Regions from separate parts of the Homo sapiens genome. Here region 1 is linked to region 2. Evidence: read pairs that join two places in POLR2A ChIA-PET (ENCODE). Cell type or tissue: MCF 10A. All regions are shown on one strand. Each heading gives the region's core, and the rest is flanking DNA. Links, peaks and the distances in the headings are about the cores only.

The links. ChIA-PET counts read pairs that join two places held together with the same protein. Peaks named below come from ENCODE experiments on the same cell type or tissue, not always from the same donor. Only the 100,000 strongest peaks of a DNase experiment are listed, where the experiment ranks them.
Region 1: POLR2A ChIA-PET joins it to region 2 with 6 read pairs; 2 of 35 experiments call an interaction of 5 or more read pairs at or near these places.

Annotation. Positions count from the first base shown.
Region 1 is chr5:167,740,624-167,746,008 of GRCh38, forward strand. The region is part of intron 4 of TENM2 (teneurin transmembrane protein 2); the gene reads left to right. Among named protein-coding and RNA genes, the nearest start is that of TENM2-AS4, 83 kb to the left of the region's middle. In MCF 10A, for the core only: no CTCF peak of the experiment used is centred there; a DNase peak (open chromatin) is centred at 3,268.
Region 2 is chr5:167,812,944-167,818,328 of GRCh38, forward strand. The region is part of intron 4 of TENM2 (teneurin transmembrane protein 2); the gene reads left to right. Among named protein-coding and RNA genes, the nearest start is that of TENM2-AS3, 140 kb to the right of the region's middle. In MCF 10A, for the core only: no CTCF peak of the experiment used is centred there; DNase peaks (open chromatin) are centred at 2,068, 3,238, 3,608 and 4,118.

The sequences.
Region 1 (5,385 bases), core at 311-5,310, 72 kb before region 2:
TACCTGTGCAAACACAAATGGGGTACGGCCAAGAATAAGAATAACACTTTAGCCTCAGTTACTGGGCCTAGGGACCCGTGAGAGGGATCTGATATAGCTCAATCAGTAGTTGGCTGTCTTCTTTATTCTGCAAGACTGATGATCAGGACAATCCTTCCTCTTACTGAAACAATATATTCCTAACCTCATTTTCAAATTCCCTCTTGGTGATCCCTAGGCCCTCCTTGACTTCATCAGCACCCACTGCTTCCTCCCGCTACTGGGCTCCAACCACCTCAGTCTTCTGTCAACCCTGCAGACGTGCCAAGCTCATTCCAACGTGAGAACCTTGGCATGTCTTCTGTCAACCCTGCAGATGTGCCGAGCTCATTCCCATCTGAGAACCTTGGCACTTACTGTTTCCTCTTTGTTGTACACTCTTTCCCTATAGCTGCGTCTTGTCCTTCTCCTCAATCTGAGAAGCTCATTCTTATGCTCAGAAGTTACCTCCTTGAAAAAGCCTTCCCTGAAGTTAAGTGATTTTGCCCACTCCACCCAGTCCCTATCTTTTCCACTGTGAAATTCTTTCTTCTTCTTAAACTTGGTACTGTCAAGAGTAAGCTCCACAGACTTTGGCACTTTATGTTGTGGCCACTATTTTTTTCCAGCATCCTTAACTGTGCCTGTCCCAGATTAGATGCTCAACAAGTATGTGTTGAATGGATAGATTTAGGAAAATAGGGTTAAGAAAGGATGAGTTAGAGAGGAAAAATAAGATTCATGATCTTCAAAAAGGAATCAGTGGAGAAATGGCCTTGTTGGTTCAGGTTTTAGCACTTAAAGTGTGTTGTTCTCTTGGATTTTCCAGTTGTGGGTCATCTCTGAAAAGGGGCAATGTCTGCAGCAAGTCTGCCTTGGCTTCACACACAGTCTTCAGCTATTACCTCTACACAAATTCCTCTCAGATCTACAGGTCCGGGAATGGAGGCCCCTAATCACAGCATCTCCCCTGATTTTCAGATTCTGCTATCACCTCAGCTTCAACATATTGAAAAATCATTGTTACTTCTGGTTCAGCGACTCAGTCTACCTTCTCACTTGCCTTGTTAACATACCACCATCTTCCGCCTTTCTTCTCAAGAAGAAAAAAATCAGACCTCACTGACGCTTCACCATCTTCAGCCCCTCATTCCCAATGTATCTAAAAGGAGCTGTGCCACTTTTTAGAAAATCAACCCTCATGCATTCGGCACCTGTTATTATTTCTAGAAACTGTATTAAGCCTGTGGACAAACAGGGCCCTGGTTGTCATGGAATTTGAAGCCACCCTTTTCTGTTTTGATTGGATGCAGGAACAATGAGTACACACCACACCCAGAGTCCATCCCTTGTCATATCAAGTCCCTCTTTCTTCAAAGACAACCTCCTACCTGTATCTTGCAGATTATTGCCAAAAGAAATATCCTAAGTGGCAATTAATTGCTCTACTTTATCTTCATGAACCTAAACTAACTCTGTCATAAGCCTAGAGTTTTCTTATGCTGAGCTTTTGAAACTTTTCATAATCTGATATTCACTCTTAACTAATTCCCACATTCCCCCAATAATTCCCACTTTTCCAGCCAAGATATTTGGAGCTCACTATCCCCTTAACTTTTATTTTTATCCCCTTAACTTTTGTTTTTATTCCTATAGTGCTTACCCCAGAATTTAAATTTGAATGGAACCACACATATTATTTAACCCAACCTCTACATAGATAAATTAAAAAAAAAAAAACCCTGAAGTTCACAGGCTTAAAGTCAGAAAACTAATTCTAAAAATAGTATTTCCTGATTTTTAAGGTTCTTCACCCAATATATTGTCATTTTTTCTTGCTGTGTATATGTCCATGTGGTTAGTATGTTAGCAGCTCCTATCAGAAACCAATCAACGTTCTCAAACAAAATGGAATTAAGAGAGAGCTTTTGTTGAGTAAACTAGGGAAGAGGAAAAAGGGAAGGAGGCATTGGGCTAAAAGAACTCATGTTTGCAGATTTGAGTATCTGTGTTCCATTCATTCAAATTTGCCATCTGGATCATTAGAATATAAGATGCCTAAGCTTTGGTAGGCTGAAGCAGAAGTATCACTTGAGGCCAGGAGTTTGAGACCAGCCTGGGCAACCTACCTACCATCTCTACCAAAAAAAAAAAAAGAAAGAAAGAAAGACAGAAAATTGGCTGGGCATGGTAGCATGTGCCTATAGTCCCAGCTACTCAGGAGGCTAAGGCAGAAGCACAACTTGAGCCCAGGGGTTTGATGCTGCAGTGAGCTATGATCATGCCACTGCATTCCAGCCTGGGTGCTGGGTGACAGAGTGAGACCTTGTCTTAAAAACAACAACAACAACAACAACAACAACAACAACAACAACAACAAACCACCCATTCTGAGCCGCCATATCGATAATCCAAATCCTTGACTTCCTCTCAACACCGAACAAAACAACATACACACCTACACATGGTTGTCTTTTGTCTTTTAGTATAAGACCTGGGACTACACTTACTGGAGAGCAGCTGAGGCTAGAGTGTAAAAGTCCAATAGTTGTTGACTAATAGTGCCTCAGTGGTAGTTCCAATATGCCAGTTAATGCATAATGTCTCCCCGCATGAAACCTGATCAAAAAGCTTTAAAGCTGCTTGGCCCCTACTGTTTGCAGAGGGAAAACATGGGGACTGAGGGCCTTAGAAGGAGGGGCAATGTGAGCGCATTGAGTGACTGGGCAAGACATCATTAGAAAGACAAAAAGAGACATCATTCTCAAAATGCACTGCGTTGCAAAGAGGCCACGATTCTTAAATGATGTTTAGGGTAACTATTCGAACCGACAAAAAGGCTTATCAAACAATTAAATAAATAAATAAGTTTTTAAAAAGCAGTCTTTTCTTTTTCTTCCCTGTGTTTGAAAACCTTCCCATTAAGAGAACACAATATGCAATGGCAAACACGGCTCAGCCTCATCAGGAAAAGAGAAAATTGTTTGAAATAAACCTCAAAGAGAAAGAAAAAAGCTGTCATTTTCTTTAAGGACACTATTATGTTCTTATTGACAAGACAAAAGAGTAATAAAGTTAAATTATAGCAACTATAAGCTTGATAGTTCGATTGGAGAGAAATAGAGAAACCTTTGCTATTAAAAAGAAAAAGAAAGAAGAAAAAGTAGATCTTTTAATCAGCCCCTACTGAAGCGATGACTACTGACCTTACCCCTCACTGAGAGCATTCTTGAATCTGTTCCAGGGGCAACATTCCTACCTCATTGATACAATCCAGGAATTATGAAACTAGAAGTGAGCTTGAATAATCATTATGCTGGAGTCTCTTATTTTATAATTGGAGAAACCCATGTCTATAGCAGTTAAGTGGCTTGCCTGTGCTCACACAGCTTTTGAATTTCAAGGTTAAATTCTAGAAACCAGCAGAAGCTAAAACTTATTTTCTCCAGACACAGAATCTGTTTATTCAGCCTTATTACAAAATCATCATGCTAACAACAAATTCATGGTGATTATCCTGAAATCTATCTCCAAGCATATTTGGAGATTCTGAGTATACTTACTAAGCTCTTACGGATTCAGGGTCCCAAATTCCTCCTCCCTGTCTGGACTAGGCATCAGGCAGTTGAAGAAAAAGCGTCAGGAGATCCCCATCCTTCCTCACTGCTGTATCTTGATGACAGTCAACATCTCTTACCCACACAGTCTCTTGTTGGAACAGGAACAGTGCCTCTCTGGCCCCTGTTGTGAAAAGAATGAAGCAAAAAGACCCTCCTAGCCATGACTGAGTTATGGGACTCTTCAGAACTGCAGTGAGAGAGGCCAGACACCTTAGAAGTGACAAGTTCTCCCTTGTAATATATAGTAGGAGTTCAGAAAAAGGAAAATGCAATGATTTTTAAGTACTTTGGGCCATTTTCCTCTCTTGCTTCTCTCCTGGAGAAGTCTGGACACGTTTTTATTTGGAAAGGTGCATTGTGACATTTTATATCGTTCCTTCCACCTATTAATAGCTCTGGCCGCCCCAGGTGCTCATTTTCAAGACACCCTCAGAGAAGGGGGACTTCTGGCAGCCACTCTGCAGCTGATAGCTTTGGGGAAATGGCAGGTTTTAATTGATGTATTGTGGACACTGTTCTTTCTTTCTGTCTGTCTCTCTCTAAAACAAAACAAACAAACAAACAAAACAAAACAAAACAAAACAAAAAAACCGTGATGGGTTTAGTATCCTCCTAGGACCTAGGACCTATAGATTTTAATATGTCAATTATTCCCCTTTTATGGGAACTTGTATGTTTGTGACTGACTCATGGTCTTCCAGGTATCTTTTTGTCTCCATGTGACACTGAGCACCAAGTATCAACATCACCTGTCTCTCTTTGAATAAACTTTCTAGACAGGCAACAACCAACAGCCCCTATATAGATGCTCATCAGAACAGCACGTCATATGAATTCTTCTCAAATTGGTGGATTGACTGTTAATCATTACAATGAGATGGAATTGGAAAGTAGGGCTAAAACGCAGGAATGTGAAGTACCAAAATTTCTTATTTAAAAATAGTCCAGGTGGCTACCCCTGATGGAGGCAATGTTGTCCAGGCCCGCATTTCTGCGGACATTGGCTGCTCCAACCATCCTCTATAATTCTGGCTTGTTGCAAGTGCTGCGAAGACAGCAATGTATTTCCCAAGAGCCTCAGAGAATGTTGGCTCTGCCATCTCTGCCCAAAGAAGCCAGTGTCTCCATGCTGGCTATGGTGTGGAGCTCCATCGTAAGCCTTGAGACACTGTTCTCAATATGAAATGTAGGGAGATTTCTTACTGCTGAAGTTCCCCTCGGTATTCTCACACACTTTTTAAAAAATAGCTTTTTGAAGTATAATTCACATACCATAAAATCCACACATTAGAAGCTATTTTTAGCTTTCCACAATTTTCAGCAAATTTATGGAGTTGAACAACCAACAACATCCTCCACTTTTAGAATATTTTCATCATCCAAAAATTCCCTACTGGCCATTTGCTGTTAATCTACTCTACCCCCAGTCCTAGCCAATACTGATCTACTTTTCTTGTCTCTATAAAAGTGAGGTTTCTGGGCATTGCTTATCAATGGGCTTATATAATGTATTACATGATGGTTTGTAGGTTCATCTATGCATAGCATGTATCAGTAGTTCATTCTTTTTATTGCTGAATGGTATTCTGCTGATACAGGTTTACCACGTTTTCTTTATCCAGCAGTTGATGGACATTTGGATTGTTTCCAATTTGGGGCTCTTATGATGCCATGGACATTCACATGCATTTCCTTCTATGGATGTATGCTCTAATAAGCTTCTTAAATGCTACTTCTTACATGCCCC
Region 2 (5,385 bases), core at 65-5,064:
AAAAAGGCAGGCTACAGGGCATAAGAAATATGAAATAATTTATCAGGCCAGAAAGTTATACTCATTTCCTTTCTAACTATTTTGCTGCAGGTTAAACATTCCTTCGTGCTTCTGTAGGGCAGCTGCTGGAAATACAAAGGTTTGTATCCAGCACTGGAAAGTACCCGACTTTCCTGGCCACCTTTGCTGGGGGTGGAAGCTCTGTTTCTTCATGAGCAGTGGCTGGGCCTCTGCATTCTGAGGGAGATGTGTGCATCCCAGTTAGTAGAGATGGGATGAGGTTGTAAGATTGTATGAGTCTCCAAAATGTTTCCAGCAGTGAAATAAAGAAGTGAAGCCAATCCAGATGAATGATTTGGGAGGCTTTCAGAGGAAGGGGAAATATTACGTGTCTGCCCAGGGTTCTGGAAAAGGGTCCTTTTGCTGAAGAGCTTACAAGTTCTGCACACACACACACACACACACACACACACACAGTGGAACTAAGGTCAGCACTGGAAACCACTGAGCTATGGCAGAAAGAGTGTTGCAGTGTTGGAGGAGCAGGGAGATGCATGTCTGTTGAAAACTTGGGGTTTGCTTCTGGGCTTGCAACTGTGGCAGCATTTTTTTTCCTCTCTCTATTCCGCATACCATGCCATGATACAAAGCAAACATTGCATTGACAGTATGTTGACAAATTGAAGCCTTCAACCACTGGCCCAGTCAGCAGCCTGAGCAATCACAGTTCCAACCTCCCCCTCCCTCTCACTGCATCCCCTACTCCCCAGATTTCTTGGGAACAGGCTATGCCCCCAGTTGATCATTTCAGTTGTGTAGCCTTCGTAAGTCCTAACCACAAATCAGCTTTCTAAATTGAGAAGGTGATGAATTTTTAAATCCTTGAACCTGTGCTATAATCATCTTTCCACCATCCTACATATTACAATGCAGGAAGGCAACAGATGTGTTTTCTTATGGCTCTGGTAACATGAAATATTGATAGGGACGGGAGCATGGGCATCGTGTTGAGGTTCATCTACAATGAAGGTAGCAGTTCTCATCCCAGCTTCTCATCGTCCACCTTTCTTTTCTGACACTTAGGACGTGAAGAAAGCCCCATACCTGTGATGCTCAAGGCTAGTTCAATGAAAGCTCTTAAAAAGCCGTGCAATGAAATCTGTCTAAAAAGGTCTTTGTCAGTCTCCAGGGGCCAATTGCTAATGCAGCTAATACACGTTTGATCTATACAGATGATTTTTCCTTTGTCCTCAAGGGAATCTCTACAAACACTTTGGGTTTACATGGTGCCAAGCCCAAGTCGTCTGTCGGAAAATAAATAGCATTTTAACACATTCAAGCATCAGTCCCCAGGATGAAAAGTAGCACGTAGGCTCTTCTCTGAGTTTTCTAGCTGGGCTATAGGACATAATGAAAACCTCATTTTTAGAACATTTCTTTTCCTGGTGACGTTTCACTCAGAGGCACTGCATTCTGAAGGGGGAAAGGCACAAAGTAGACACTCCGATTCAAAAAAAAAAAAAAAAGAAAAAGAAAAGAAAAAGAAAGAAAAGCAATAAGCAAAAAAGGATAAAATTTTATCTAGGACAGTATTTCCAAATGCATATATGGGTGCCATGTACCAATCTGTGTGGTGTAAGTATGCAAGATATCCTTAAGAGGCACATGGTTGAAGTATTTTATTTAAAAAAAAAAGTTTTAATATTTATTTATTGTAATATATTTTAGGAAATATATATTACATACATATATATAGATATCTATATAAATGTAGTTATGTACAGCTAGCACATCCAAGCTGTGATTTTATGGATATTATTAACTAAGATGAAACGAAAGTCAGAAACAATAAGTCAAGTTGCAGAAAAAAAGTAAAGGAAAGAATTGAAGACTAGATGAAACTGCAGCTCCAGCAGCTCCAATCAGGAAGGGTTGGCTAGAACAAATACCCAGAATGTGTGAGGAAACGGCTAATGTGGGAAATGCCGATGGAGAGAAATTCCTCATGTGTTAATAGAGGAGGCAGAGCCAGCTCTGCCTTGGTCAGTGGGGATGAGTGTGAATCTACTTTTCCTGGAATGTCTGTCTCCCTACAGAGACGTCAACCACAGCAGAATTCCTGTGGCTCTGACACACAGTTCTCTGTTGTGTGAAGTTTTGTTTTCTTTGTGGTTTTAAGCAGAAAATCACACATGTTCATGCTGCCTCAATCTGACATGTCGTATTAACCCTTTTCATGTGACTTTCATAAGGCAGGATATTGCAGGCCATTCAGGAGATGTGCCTTTCAGAGAAGGATTCACCTCAAAAGAGTGGACGCTGCACTGGACTTAAGTGAAAGGGGAGAGTTTGTAACGATCCCATAATATATCTGAGCCCATGGGAGAAAGATGATAGCAGCTCCTAGCTACCAAGTCTTCAGTATCTTCCAGGCATGACATATTAAATCTAACCCCCAGATGAGCTAAGTGAACCAAGCACCATTATTCTCATCATTGTATCGTTGTATTTATGGGGAGGCTAAAATGGGAGACTTACACAGCTAGGAAGAGATTCAAATACAATTGTGTCTGACCAAGAGGTTGGATTTCTTCACAAGTTACAATAAGAGGCCATGCTTTGGCTGTGAACACTTCTGGGGAATGGCTTCTCCTATAGTTTTGGTTCTATCCACAACAGAACCTATGTAAATCCTACAAAGCCTTCCTTAGAATAATGCCCACAGTGACTGTCCTCCCTAGCAATAGGACATCACAGAACAAGAAAACATTGACTGTGATCTTTTTTCTTGGAAAAGGGTGGGAGAGTCAGGGGGATGGTTCATGTGGGAGAATGAGAGGGAAAATAAAATAATGGATCCATATAGATGAGAGGGATGCTAATGTATACACTGGGATTCTCTTCCCAGGTCCATAGTGAGCCCCTACATGACACTGAGAAGATCTCTTCTTTCCCCTGACCTTTTTTTGTTCCCTCCATAGTATGAGGGGTTTGACCTAAAGGATCACTTAAGTCCCATTATGATCCTTTGTGTGTGTGTGTGTGTGTGTGTGTGTGTGTGTGTGTGTTTCTCCTCTGATGTAGAATAACTCAGAAAGAGAGAGTTGCCCTGGAGAGTGGTTGCTAAAACAACAGGGAAACAATAGAGAAACCTTACCTTCACTGGTGACTCAGTCAAGAAAAAACAATAGAGCCACATTATCAATCATGAAGGATCCCAAGAAGTATGCAGAAGACACCTGTTTCCGGAACAGAAGGGAGGGGAAGGTGTGGGGAACATGGAGCCACATTCTACTCCCTTCCTGTATTCCCTTTGATCTCTCTACCTGCTTCTTTCTTGGCCAACCACAACTTAGAATCAACCAAGTTTTTGAATTAGCTTGTATAGACAAGAAACATGCTATGAGCCCTCCTTCTAAAGACCTTACCTTTAACTTCAGGAAACAAGATGACTGCTTTCTCTTGCTTCATTTACAAAAGTTATTCAGATGAGGATTATACAGTTTCTGAATCTTCTCTGCCACTTTAATTTTCTAAGCCACCAATTTAAAGATAGCCTTAAACAACTGTTCTGCCCCTGTGGAAACAGGAAGTGGATGCCTCAGGCAGTTCCTCGGGTTGCTGTGTTGGAAGGAGTGATAGTTTCTCAATTCTGCCGCCAGTGAGACACAACTTCACCTCAGCAGTGTGTATTTAGAGACATTCATCATTAGAAATTGAGTGAGAACTTCCATATGGAAAAAAAAATCCTAGAATTTAAAGACCACCACAAGTGCCTACGTATTATTTAGAGACAAAGAAAGACCTGTGTTTTATAACAAGCATTCTTAACCCCACACATTGTAAAAGTACAAATGGCCCAGCAAAGTCAGAATGACCCGGGTGAAGTACACCTTGTAAGGCAAGAAATGTTCAACTTATTGCTGGCTCTACCATTAGTATGTACCATGGAAGTACATACTAAATAAGGGAAAAATAAGAGAAATGCTAACTTAATGAAGCACAATCATGACTCGTATTAGAAAGTGATTAGCTGAGATCTGTGCAGTGAATAAAACAGGGCCTTGTTACAACTTGATTTGGTTGATGTGTTTCAGAAGGACTCGTAATTCATGTTCCAACTGGAGAAATAGCTTCAGCGAATGATGCAACATATCATATTTTTGTTCAGGTGTTTTGACAGGAAGCAAACGATAGAGTTGTTTGGAACTCTAATTGAGAAAAGGATCTTAATGATGTTCACTCAGTCCAGCATCAGGATATAGTGTGCTGATATTTCTTAGAGGAGAAAATGTTGTAGAATCTGCTTCTTCTGAAGACTTATAATTTTGATAAGCCTTTGTTTATGTAAGCAAGAAGTGTGATTAGTACTTCAAATAACTGCATGTTCAAGATATCTTTTATTTGTTTATACAGAAAAGGGTGCAATTATCTATTTAACTATATCATTAGAGAAAAATATATGGAAAAAACTTCTGTATTCTTCAAAGATATTAATAACTTATATGTGTGATGCCATCTTATGAAAAGACAGCCTTTATAAAATATGAAGAGTTTGAAGTATTGCTTTTCTTACTCAAAAGATTTAGAAGTGGCCATCAAAACCATTAGATAGTTAGATGGCTTAACAAACTGTGAAAAGTAGAACCTTTTCTCTACAAAGTAGGACCTTAAAATCAAAATTTAAAGCAATCACTATCTGAAAAAAAAATATGTTCAGTAAAAAGTTAAATATGGGTCATGTAAGCTCAGTATTAACGTAGAGAGGCTGGATTGAACTGAAACCAATTTGTCGGATAGTGAGATGAAACGCTGGCTATGAGTTCCACTGGTTTTACCTTCAGCCTTGTGGGGGAATGGTGGGGACATTTGATAGGAAGTCAGTCTTGTGTGTTCCAGCCCAGCTCTGCTGGGGGCATGAATTTGAGCAAAGTCCCTTCATTTGTCCTGTCACCTTTGCCCTCCTTCAGGAAATGCCAGTTTTGCATTAGATTGGAAGTTCTCAGCCTCTCTTCCCTGTAACTTGGGAGACGGGATGTATAGATAAGAAGGATGAAGATTCTAGAGGGTGCGGCTCATGGTCACTTTCTTCCCCCCATCTCCTAAACAGCAGCCCTGTTTTGGGTATCAAAAATCTGAAATAGTGTTACTTTACAGTTAAATCAACAGAAAGGTGTTCAGTTGATGTTGAAAACTATGGAATCTCCTTTTTAAAAAGGTAACTTTCATGATCCTCCTCTTAATGTTCTCAGTTTTTATACTCTTGTTTAGTTTTTATTGACATCTCTGTCATGGGGCAGCTCATCTAGACAAGTTTATTGAAGGCAAATGACAGTGATGACTACGGTGCTTTGCACACAGATTGTCAATAACAATCTGGTTGTT